2 separate regions of the Homo sapiens genome follow, and region 2 is linked to region 1. A link is an interaction called in ENCODE POLR2A ChIA-PET data of the cell type or tissue named here. Cell type or tissue: GM12878. All regions are shown on one strand. Each heading gives the region's core, and the rest is flanking DNA. Links, peaks and the distances in the headings are about the cores only.

Region 1 (6,810 bases), core at 1,649-5,648:
AGTCTTAATTTAAAATCTAGGAAAGTATTACATATTCCCCTTAAACGTTATACAAGACAGACCACCATAAGTAATGTAACCAATACTCACACCCATTTGTATCAACTGAGTGTTTTACTACTGTTGAGAAAAGTAGTCATAATCTTTCCTTATGAAGATAAAATTGGAATGATTTATTTCTGCTTCTTTTTGTGGTTGTGTTAATGCTACATGTGAAGAATGAAATCTCTGTAAATGTATTACACTTTAACTTACATTTTCAATTTTTTTCCAGAATTTATATGTGTAGAATTGAAGGTTTACTGCATTAAAACACAGTGGTGACTGGTATTGGATCTCTGTATGAAATAACAGTTGAAAGGAAAGGAGAAAGAGATGAGAAGAATGAGGAAGAAGGAGTGATGCCAGGGAAAATAAAATGCTCATTTTACTCAAGGGCATGTGAAAGGGAAAGGGGTGGATAAAGGATGAAAATATTTGATAGTATGATGCAACCTGAAGGAAACTGAATGATACAGGAAACGTGACTTTCTTCTGTTTCTGTTCATCTTCATTGGTTATTTCCCCTGTGGTTTACCTTGTCCTGTGTTTGTAAAGAGAGATCGAGCCTTATCACTCAGATTCATTCTCTCCTGTGTCATTAGAACTTTGAAAGGCAAGATTTGTTGTCCTTGACAGATATACTATTATCTTTCTTATCAGATCCTTTTGGTAGCTTTTTCTAAAGATCATAGTCTCTAAATCTGTAGCTTCCTTTTGTTTTCTCTTTGCAAGAAGTTACTAAAAAATATCTTTTTCTCCTCCCTTCTTTCCTATTGTTTTCTTCCTTGCTTCATTAACCTCTACTCAGCCTGACATTTTGTGCAGTTGTGTACTACAAATGCTTTGGACTGACATGACATATATCCCTTTTTTGGCACACTTTATGGATGTTTCATTGCTAGAAAAAAATACTCCCTCCTAATTGCTTATTATTGGCTATCCAAACCACCTGAGTAAGTATTAGAAAATACTTTTAGAATATCTTTTATGACAACATTAAAAAATAATTTTCACATAAAAGGGGACTTTTGGGTCTGCTTACTCTACTGAGGTGAAGTTTCTCATTTGCTGTTTCACATTTAGCTAGGAGCTAGCCGCAAGCTCTATTTGTGGGACTATCACCAACTAGTGGTTTTGTGTTCAATGGCTAGGCCCCGTACTTTCAAGTTTCTCAGTTGCATAAAGTTCTGGATAAGTAGTCAAGCTATTACTGCTATTTTAGATTATTTTGTAGAATATTTTGTGTTCTGTATTTATTTATTTTTTTCTGGAATAACTGTGGTAATTCTAATTAAATTTATCTTTGCTATATTTGTAGAATAACTTTTTAAATTTCTTCACAACTACAATTAATTAGTGATTAAAATAATTCATTCATCAAAACATTTACATTAAACTCTCTCTGTACATTCCAAATTGCCATGTCATTTTTAAATTATATAATCTTTTTAATCTCACAACTATTTTTTAATAAAAATTTGATATTCCTAATTTTAAAATCGAGTAACGTGAATATTTTAAAAACTCACTACCTCAAGCAATACTACCTTGTCTTCATTTTTTTTGGGCAGCTATAACAAAATACCATAGACTGGTTAGCTTGTAAACAATAAAAATTTATTTCTCCTAGTTTTGAAGCCTGGGAAGTCTAAGGTGTTGGCAGATTGAGTGTCTGTTGAGAGCTTTTATCCTCGTTTGTAGATGAACCTTATTACTGTGTCTCCACATGTCAACATATAAAACCTATGGTAAGGCTTGGAGAGACACATTTGGACCATAGTACAGCTTATTAAACTGTCTAGAAATCATTTAAGGAGAAAAGGTTACTTTTTCAAAGGAAAAATATAAAATTATATCACAGATCTAAGAATGTGTTGCAAAAAAAAATATTTTTCTCTTCTCACTTGGGTCCAGTGGTTGGTGGCCTGGAAATTAAATGACAATATACATATTGACAGGAGAAAAGACAATGTTGATTTATATGCTTATGAAGGAGCTCTCAATAATGGAAAAAGTCATAGAATAGCCGGAAGTAAATGTTTCTATATATAAGCTTAATGAAAGGAAAGATTTTAGGGCTCCAATGAGAGAGTATGAGAGATTCCATAGGGTTGTTTAATGGTAACAGAAATGGATTATCTTCTTGGCAGCTAATTTGCAGGAAACTCCCTTTGGGGAGGGTTAATAACAGCTATGTTTTGGGGAGTTTATACTTTAGCAGATAAGGGAAGTTCCAATAAGATTTCTGCTGCATCTTCTCTAGTTCAAATATTTTCAATTTAAAATAAATGTTATGCCAAATTTGGGAGTCAAAGAGGATCCCCACAAATGGTAGAGCTAGAAAATTCTACCTTAAAAATCTTCATGTTGTTACATTTTAAGTTTGTTTATGAAATGTCTGTACTATTATCAAGCTTTTTAAAGAAATTGCCTCTGTTGCATGGTTCTTGTTTTTAAATTCAATAGGTTAAGGCAATCAAACAGTATTTAGTGAGACATGGATCATAAAGCAAAGTGTAATTTGCTTATATTTATTTTAATTTTAAACACATCAATGCATATATACTTAGTTTCAAATTTATACTGAAAATAGTTTAGACTTTTAAACTAAAGGAAATAAGTTAAGAATTGGGAAATGTTTTTGAGATTTCTATAAAAATTAGTTAAGAAATCATCATCTGCTATGTTTCAGCATCACAAAACATATCAGATGAATGTTTCTTAAGAATTGTGTTTATAAACTTGTAACTTCATTCTGTAATTCTCATCTAAAGCAAATTAATACTTCTCTCCCCAGTGTATATCAGTGCTTGGCATAAAGTACACACACATGTTTGTTAAATAAAGAAGTAGATAAATAAATGCTTTTTCAACTTGAACTGTTATGGTTGTATATTTACAGCATAGAAAGAAAAAAATAAATTAATTTTTAAATCATTAAAGATAATTTCTTTCTGAACTCTTTTAGGATGATAATACATGCCTGGTTTTGTGTAATAGTTCTGCTTTATACTTGTCTTATTGTAAGTATTAATAATATCTCTGTTTACTCCCAAAGTGTCCTAGTTTGGGCAGTAATTTATATGGTTCTTCTACTTATTTTTCACATGGGATATATAAAGTGTGTATGTATATGGCAGAGAATAGAAAACTGCTTGTGTTGCTTCACTATTTTTATTTCTATTCTGGTTCCTGAACTAAATGGTTTGAAACCCCCAAATTTTGGATTTCTTACATAAATACGACGGTTTTTTACCTCAACATATTACTTTGGTTGCAAAAGTCTAATGCCAAAACTTTTATATAATTTATTTGAGTTGAGGCACTCAAAGCCTACTAAAATTATATATTGCATGTATGCTTATTTCTGAGCTATTACTAATGCAGTTTTTTATTGTTGGGGGCCAAGACTTTTGGCTCCCTAAATAAAGGTTCACTGAAAATCACTGACATGAGGCAAATTAATTAATAATAGAAAAGGCATACATATTTATTTAATGTGTATACAAGGGAGCATTCAGAATGAAGACCCAACTTCCCAATGCAGTACAGAAGCTTATATGCCATCTTGAGATTACAGACAGAATGAGGTTACAGAAAAACAGGTTATGTATGGGACGGGGAGAAGAGGAACTCCGTTGAAGGGCAATAAATGATTACTAGGGAAAATGATGGATCTGGGAACATAAATTAACTTGTAAATAGTTCTCTTTGGAATTTAAATGATGCTTGCAGATAGTCATTACCTCAAAAAAAAGGTCTGTTCCGGTGTGGATATATCTTTGGTCTTACAGAGAGGGAAGAAAACTGTTATATTCCCTGGTGGGTCCAAATCTTGGGAAGATAAAGAGGCTTCACATTTTGGTGTGCTGGTTTCTGAGTACCAACATTATTGTCATCATTAGTGAAATAATGTGGAATACAGTGATTTGCAACTTGCAGAATATTATACAAATGGAAAGTAGGTGAAACAGTATTCGTTATAGGTGTTTTCTAAATATGTCCAGCTTTCCTTCCTTTAGACATATAATAGAATTGTCCTTTGTTGCCCCCTTAAAGCTAAAAAAAAAAATAGCCAAACAGAAACTTTACAAGCTGTTTCATGATGTATTATCTTCCCTGCCCATGAAAACTTAAGCTTCCGTGCAATCTTAGCACTTGGGTGTCTGAGTGAAACCCTTATAGTTCTCCATGTAGCATCAATAGGAGAAATCAACTTTTATTATGTTAAGCCACTGATATTTTAATGTGCTTTGTCACTATAACATAACATATCTTACATCAACTGCTAAAATAACCTTCTTACCTAGTACCTATCATCTGCCTTTGAGAAACAATTGCACTATTTGCTTTCAAAGATGTCACAATCCCTCCCAGTACCTTGGCCTTCTTTCCTGCTGAGGTCAGATGGCCACTAGTCTTTTTTGACCACACAATCTGTAATCTCTCAAAAGAAAATGTCATGGTGTTTTACAGCTGGAAGTTATCATAGGAATTATACAGTTGCAGTCCATCATTTAGATAAGTCACGTAAAATAGTATAGCCTAAATAGGTCTGATAGTCACTCCTTATGTGAAGTCAGAAAAGTACTTAATCTTTCTCAATTTAATTTTCTTAACTTTCAAAATGTAGATAATCACACCTTCTTGTCAGGTTTCTTTAAAGGACTAAGTTAATTTAAGTGAGCTCATCAGCACATTGTGGTCATAGGACATCTACATATCCCTTTGTTCCTTACTGGTTACATCAGGTTACACAGGTAAAGAGTGTTAGAGCTAGGACTTAAAAATAACATCTATAAGAGTTTTATATGCTTCAGTGAGCTATGATCACACCACTGCACTATGATCACACCCAGCATGGGTGACAGAGCACAAGACCCTATCTCAAAACAACAAAAATAGTTTTATAGTTTTATTTTTATATTAATTAGCTATTCTTTGTAAACTACAACCGACTTGTTATTCAGCCAGAATAGGAATTATTATTGTATCTATTTCACAATAGCCAATTAAGACCCAGAGGCTGCAATTAGTCCAAAATCACCATTAGTATATAACAGAACTAGAGCTCAAACCCGTGGCCTCTGGCTTGAACATTGTGCTCTTTGTTTTCTGCTACCTGAAGCATAAACACGGTGCTGTGGACTTTCTAGCCAGGGCTTTTCCACTAGAAATAACCTTTGTACAAGTGGACATTTCTGAATTTCTCAATACTCAATAGTGAAGATAATATGAAATAACAATTTATATATTTTAGATTGTACTGATGGGATAAAAATTTCAAAATAAACTCCTATGTAATCAAGAATTTGGCTGGCCTTTGCCTCCGATTCCCAAGAAGTAGCTTCAAATCCTTGGAAAGGATGTAAATCTTTAGGGAACGGAATGTCTTTATCATTCTTGGTGAGCCTTGATGATGATACATTTGTCCTAAGGAGGTAATTCATGGGCGCCCCTAGAAAGTTTGTGTTAATGAGATGACTCAGAATAGAGGTTGTACATAGCAGAAAGACCAACAATATGATTAGAGGTTTAGGAGCTTTGAACTACGTGATAATAGCATAACCTCTGGGTAGAGGAGAGGGGCTGAAGACTGAGTTCAATCTCATAGCAAATGATTGAATCAATCATGTCTACCTAACAAAACCCCAGTAAAAACTGTGGGCACAAATCTCAGATGAGCTTCCCTGATTGGCAATAATCTACATATGGTCACATGTAGATATGACAGAAGGGTGATTCCTCCTGACTCCATGGGGAAAAGGCAAAAGATCCCTCTTATTTAAGATCCTTCCATACCTTGCCCTACAAATCTCTTCTTTTGACTGGTTCTGATTTGTATCTTTTTGCTATAATAATGCTCTAATCATAAGAATAGCACTTTCCTTTGTTCTGTGAATTATTGAACCTGAGGAGTAGTAGAAGCCTTAAATTAGTAGCCAGCTCTGCAGTGAGGGCATTCTTTTGGAAATCTATGTCCTTAACCTGTGAAGTTTGGCCCAACTCTAAGTAGTATCAGAATTTATGGCTTAAACATACTCCAAAATCGAGAATATAAATGTATAATATAGACAGTGCTTTCTTTCTTTTTTTTTTTTTTTTTTTTTTTTTTTGAGATAGAGTCTCACTCTGTCACCCAGGCTGGAATGCAGTGGCTCAATCTCAGCTCACTGCAACCTCCGCCTCTCGGGTTCAAGCAATTCTCCTGCCTCAGCCTCCTGAGTAACTGGGACTACAGGCGTGCGCCACCATGCCCGGCTAATTTTTGTGTTTTTAGTAGAGACGGGGTTTCACCATATTGGTCAGGCTGGTCTTGAACTCCTGACCTCGTGATCCACCCACCTCAGCCTCCCAAAGTAATAGGATTACGGGCGTGAGCCACTGTACCTGGCTGTCGACAGTGCTTTATTTTTGATACTTTCAACCCTTAGGTAAAGACAAACAACATTTCAAGTTACCTCATATTTTTAAAAGTTTTGCATTATGTTTACACTAAATAATGAAGGATATTTCCTAATCGTATATTTTTTATCATGATTAAAATAAATTGCAGGGCAAATTTATGTTACTCTGGAAGTAGAGAAAATCATGATGGCAGATCGGAGGCAGGACTAATCTGCAACTTCCACTGAGACAGACAGACCAGTGTGTGGAGACTCACATCATGAACTTTTGCTCCAAGAACTACTGCAGGACCATACCAGGAAAGCTGAGAGAATCCACAGAAGGATCTTGATCACCACCGCAGGCTCCCTGAGATGCTGA
Region 2 (4,000 bases), core at 1-4,000, 360 kb after region 1:
AGAGATGCTTCAAGGAGGAGAGAGACTACACACACATCAAATACTGATGATTCAGAAATAATTAAGTGACTTCGCAACATGGAAATACAGACCAATATGAGAATAGTTGGAATGAGATAATTGGGATAGTGAAATAGTTTAAATATAGAATGAGAGGATAAAAGTGGGCAATTGGTAGAGGTAAATTATTAGTGAGTTTTGCTGTCAAGAAGAGTATGAAAATGGGAAAGTAGCTATTAAACAATGTGAAGTCTTTTTTTCAGATTACATATTTTTTTTTACAGTAGTAAAACTACATGAATAAATGGAGGGCAAAGATGATTTTTTAAAAAAAGAAGAAAAATACTTTTAGAACTAAAGTCTTGCATAGTCATATGTGGATGGGCTCTAGAGAATCCCACTGGCAAGTCTAGATGGGAGACAAGGGCATAATCGACATTGCAACTGGAGGGAGGTAGAGAGGACTTGGCCAGGGTTTTTGATAAGTTAATTGATTTTGCGATCTGATTAATTTTGGGTTTTGTTTTCTTGTGTGTGAGTGTGTAAAAAGCAAGTTTGTAGCTGTGCAAGTAGAGAAGAAATGTTTGAGTTTTGGGAAGACAGAACAGGTATAAATATCCTTTAGAAGTGTTGAAGGAATAAATTGGCTAGAGACATTAATGCCAGGCAACATTAAAGAATCTCTTGAGTTTAAGGTCTTGAATTTATTCACATAGTGTGTATACATGTTTATATCCAGACACATTAATTAAGCTGTTTGATAGCAATCACATATTTAAACATAAACAAGGTTGTGATTCTTGCAGGTGAGAAAGATTAAGAGAAAAAGGCCAAAGCATTTCACAGTTTATTTGTATGAACACTGAGATAATTAAAAATGTTTACAAGATTTTTAGTAGATAGAAGGAAAGTAAGCTAGATGCTAAAACATATTCAATGGATGAGTAAGATTCAGCAGGCTTTAAGCAGTTGAATGCAGCAAGAATAAAATGTAAATAGTATACTCTGATGTAATCTAGTAGAATCTACTTTAAGAGAGTTTATTCTGTGGAAGAAGGAGGAATAATGTTTTGAAAAAAATAACGAGCTCTTAGTAGACATATATACATATATATGGCTCTATGGTACACGAATAGCAGAATAAAAAAGCCATCACTTGAGAAGGGTGAAGATGAAGTAGAATCTTCACGATCAGTCAGGCATCAGTGTAAAAGAAGTGTTCATAAGTTGAAACTGCAGTTAGTTTTGCTGCCAGATTGCAAATCACAAAAGAAGAGTTGAGGGCTTTAGAAGCTTAGAAAATGTGTTAGTTTGACTAGTGTAGATTTCAGTATAGGTTACTAAAGGTTACTGCTAGGTTACACAAACCTGTTTCTGAAGGACTTTAAAACATGTTTCTTAGTGGCATACAATGTTTTGTTACATATTTTAATTCTTTAGCATATTTGCACACTCATATGCACGTAGGCAGATGGAAAGACATGTCTCTTCATATGATTCTGTAAGATCTGAGATACAGCACAGATGGATGATAGCAATAACCTAAATCATTAAACATAAAGATCATATTTTTAATCTTTACCAATCTTTTACTTTTATTTTTGTTAAACTTACTTTCTTTGCCTTTAGAAATGACACATTTCTTTTTCTAATTTTTAAAACACTTCTTCTTACTTTAATTTTCAGTCCGACATACGTTCTTAACTCATGAAATGGCCCTGGATATTGCTAAGTAAGAAAACTGAATAACATTCATTGATTTTCCTTTCTTCTCACACACTCTCCATATCTACCTGATTACCAGAGCTCATAGATAATATTCTCTGGACATCTGAAATCCATCCTCTGGCTTGTCTTTTCATTCCCAAAGTTACTCCCCAGTGTAGACCATTTGTATTGCTGCCCTGGAACACGACCATGTGTCTCCTCTCATTCTCCCTGTCAGCTTTCTTACTCTCTTCTATGCCATTCTCTCTTCTGCACACAAAATGATTTTTCTAAAATTCAAATTTGATAGCATTCTCCCCTCACATTAAAAAAAAAAGTTTTCACATGGTGCTCTTGGCACGTAATCTAAAACAAGCTTGGTTTACAAATGTACAGTCTGGTTTCTTCATAACTCCCCAGATTCATGTCTCCTCACACCTGCCTTTTTACTTTCTCTTTCTCTATCACCTCTCGGTCTTTGCCTGTACTGTTTCATCTTACCCCAAAACTTTTTATTTCTTTAAGAAAGGTTTCTATAAGCTTCTAAGACTGGACTGAGTTTCTCCTATGTTGTATTTCCCAAGCCTGTAGTTAATCATAGTATAGTTCTCATTATGTGGTTTGGTAAATTGCTTATTTGCTGTTATCTGCCAGCGGTAAGTGGTAACCTCAGTGATGGTAGGCCTGCATTTTACTCTACGATATATTCATACTGACTCCATAGCACCTAGCCCAGTGCCTGGCTCACAGTTGGTGCTCAATAAATATTTGTGAAGTGATTATAGTAAATCATACAGATGTGAGGTAACATTTAATATAAAATATCAGATATTTTATGATCATCATTTACATTCATAATGTTGGATAAAACCAAAAGGGATTAGAATCAGATACACAAATAATGGTGTAAACACATCTTTATAATAATAATTATATAGTTTTTTAAATCTGCCTAAATAATAGCCAAATCATAAATGAAGTATTATTCTAATTGTTTAATGGCCATATTTGGTTCTCTTTATGACAGTATTGAATGATTATGCAAAACTCAGTTATTAAATTAGAGAAAGAAAACAGCATGACCAGAACACTATAATCTTATAGAAACAATTATAAATCATGACACCGTGTCTTTAGGAGGTTATGTTAAATAAATACAATCAAAATCTCTAACTTTAAAACAACTATGATCGATCATATTTTCCTTAAGAAATTATTACTTTTTTGGGGGGTTGGTGGAGCGGAGTAGGAAATGTAAATGGTATCTAATTTTCATTTCCTTTTTAATTTTAGAGCTAAAATATTACAAAACTGAAGAAAATGTTTCACTGAGTTCTTCATGTTAATTCATTTAAATTTTTCACACTGGTATTTTTTATAAGTTCATTGCAAAAACCTTGAAGATTGAGGTAAATTATAATTGAATTATAATGTTTGTCTACCTTTCTGACATAATATGATTTTTATTTTTTCTGCGATCTCTCATGATAAAGGCCATTTTTAAAATCAAGTCATATTTTCTAGAACCTTATTTGTCTAATAAATTTCCTTAGGAAATATAAAGTTCTCCCTATTTAGAATACAATAATACTTTAATATACCTAAAACATAGTTGTTTTCAACAACCAGTTACCATCAGCGGCATAGTACACTCAGATATTTATTTAATAATGATTGAGATAAAGATAAAGAAATGTTATTATGAGATTTATTTATTTATTTATTTATTTATTTATTTTTATTTATTTATTTATTTTTCAGACAGAGTCTTATTCTGTCACCCAGGCTGGAGTGCAGTGGCATGATCTTGGCTCATCACTGCAACCTCCGCCTCCCAGGTTCAAGTAATTACCTTGCCTCAGCCTCCAGAGTACCTGGGACTACAGGCACATGCCACCACACTTGGCAATTTTTTTTTTGTACAATATTTTTAGTAGAGACAGGGTCTCACTATGTTGGCCAAGCTGGTGTTGAACTCCTGACCTCAAGTGGCCCACCGAACTGATCCTCCCATAATGTTGAGATTACAGGCATGAGCCACTACACCTGGCTGATGTATTTTAATGCAAAAATTATTTACTCATAGTGAAAATTGTATGCTTAACATTTGTTGATTTGAATTTCCTTTAATGGAAACTGACAACCTGGTATATTGTTGCTTGTTTTTTTTTGTAGTTGTTGTTGTTGTTTGAGACAGAGTCTCGCTCTGTCGCCCAGGCTGCAGTGCAGTGGCGCGATCTCAGCTCACTGCAAACTCCGCCTCAAGAGTTCACGCCATTCTCCTGTCTCAGCC

Evidence for each region. Peaks named below come from ENCODE experiments on the same cell type or tissue, not always from the same donor. Only the 100,000 strongest peaks of a DNase experiment are listed, where the experiment ranks them.
Region 2: POLR2A ChIA-PET joins it to region 1 with 7 read pairs; 1 of 35 experiments calls an interaction of 5 or more read pairs at or near these places.

The regions. Positions count from the first base shown.
Region 1 is chr3:165,439,445-165,446,254 of GRCh38, forward strand. The region is part of intron 3 of LINC01322 (long intergenic non-protein coding RNA 1322); the gene reads left to right. Among named protein-coding and RNA genes, the nearest start is that of LINC01322, 240 kb to the left of the region's middle. In GM12878, for the core only: no CTCF peak of the experiment used is centred there; no DNase peak of the experiment used is centred there; H3K27ac peaks cover 233 bases.
Region 2 is chr3:165,804,105-165,808,104 of GRCh38, forward strand. The region is part of intron 2 of BCHE (butyrylcholinesterase); the gene reads right to left. Among named protein-coding and RNA genes, the nearest start is that of BCHE, 31 kb to the right of the region's middle. RefSeq lists an enhancer at 2,188-2,237. In GM12878, for the core only: no CTCF peak of the experiment used is centred there; a DNase peak (open chromatin) is centred at 2,110; H3K4me3 peaks cover 794 bases.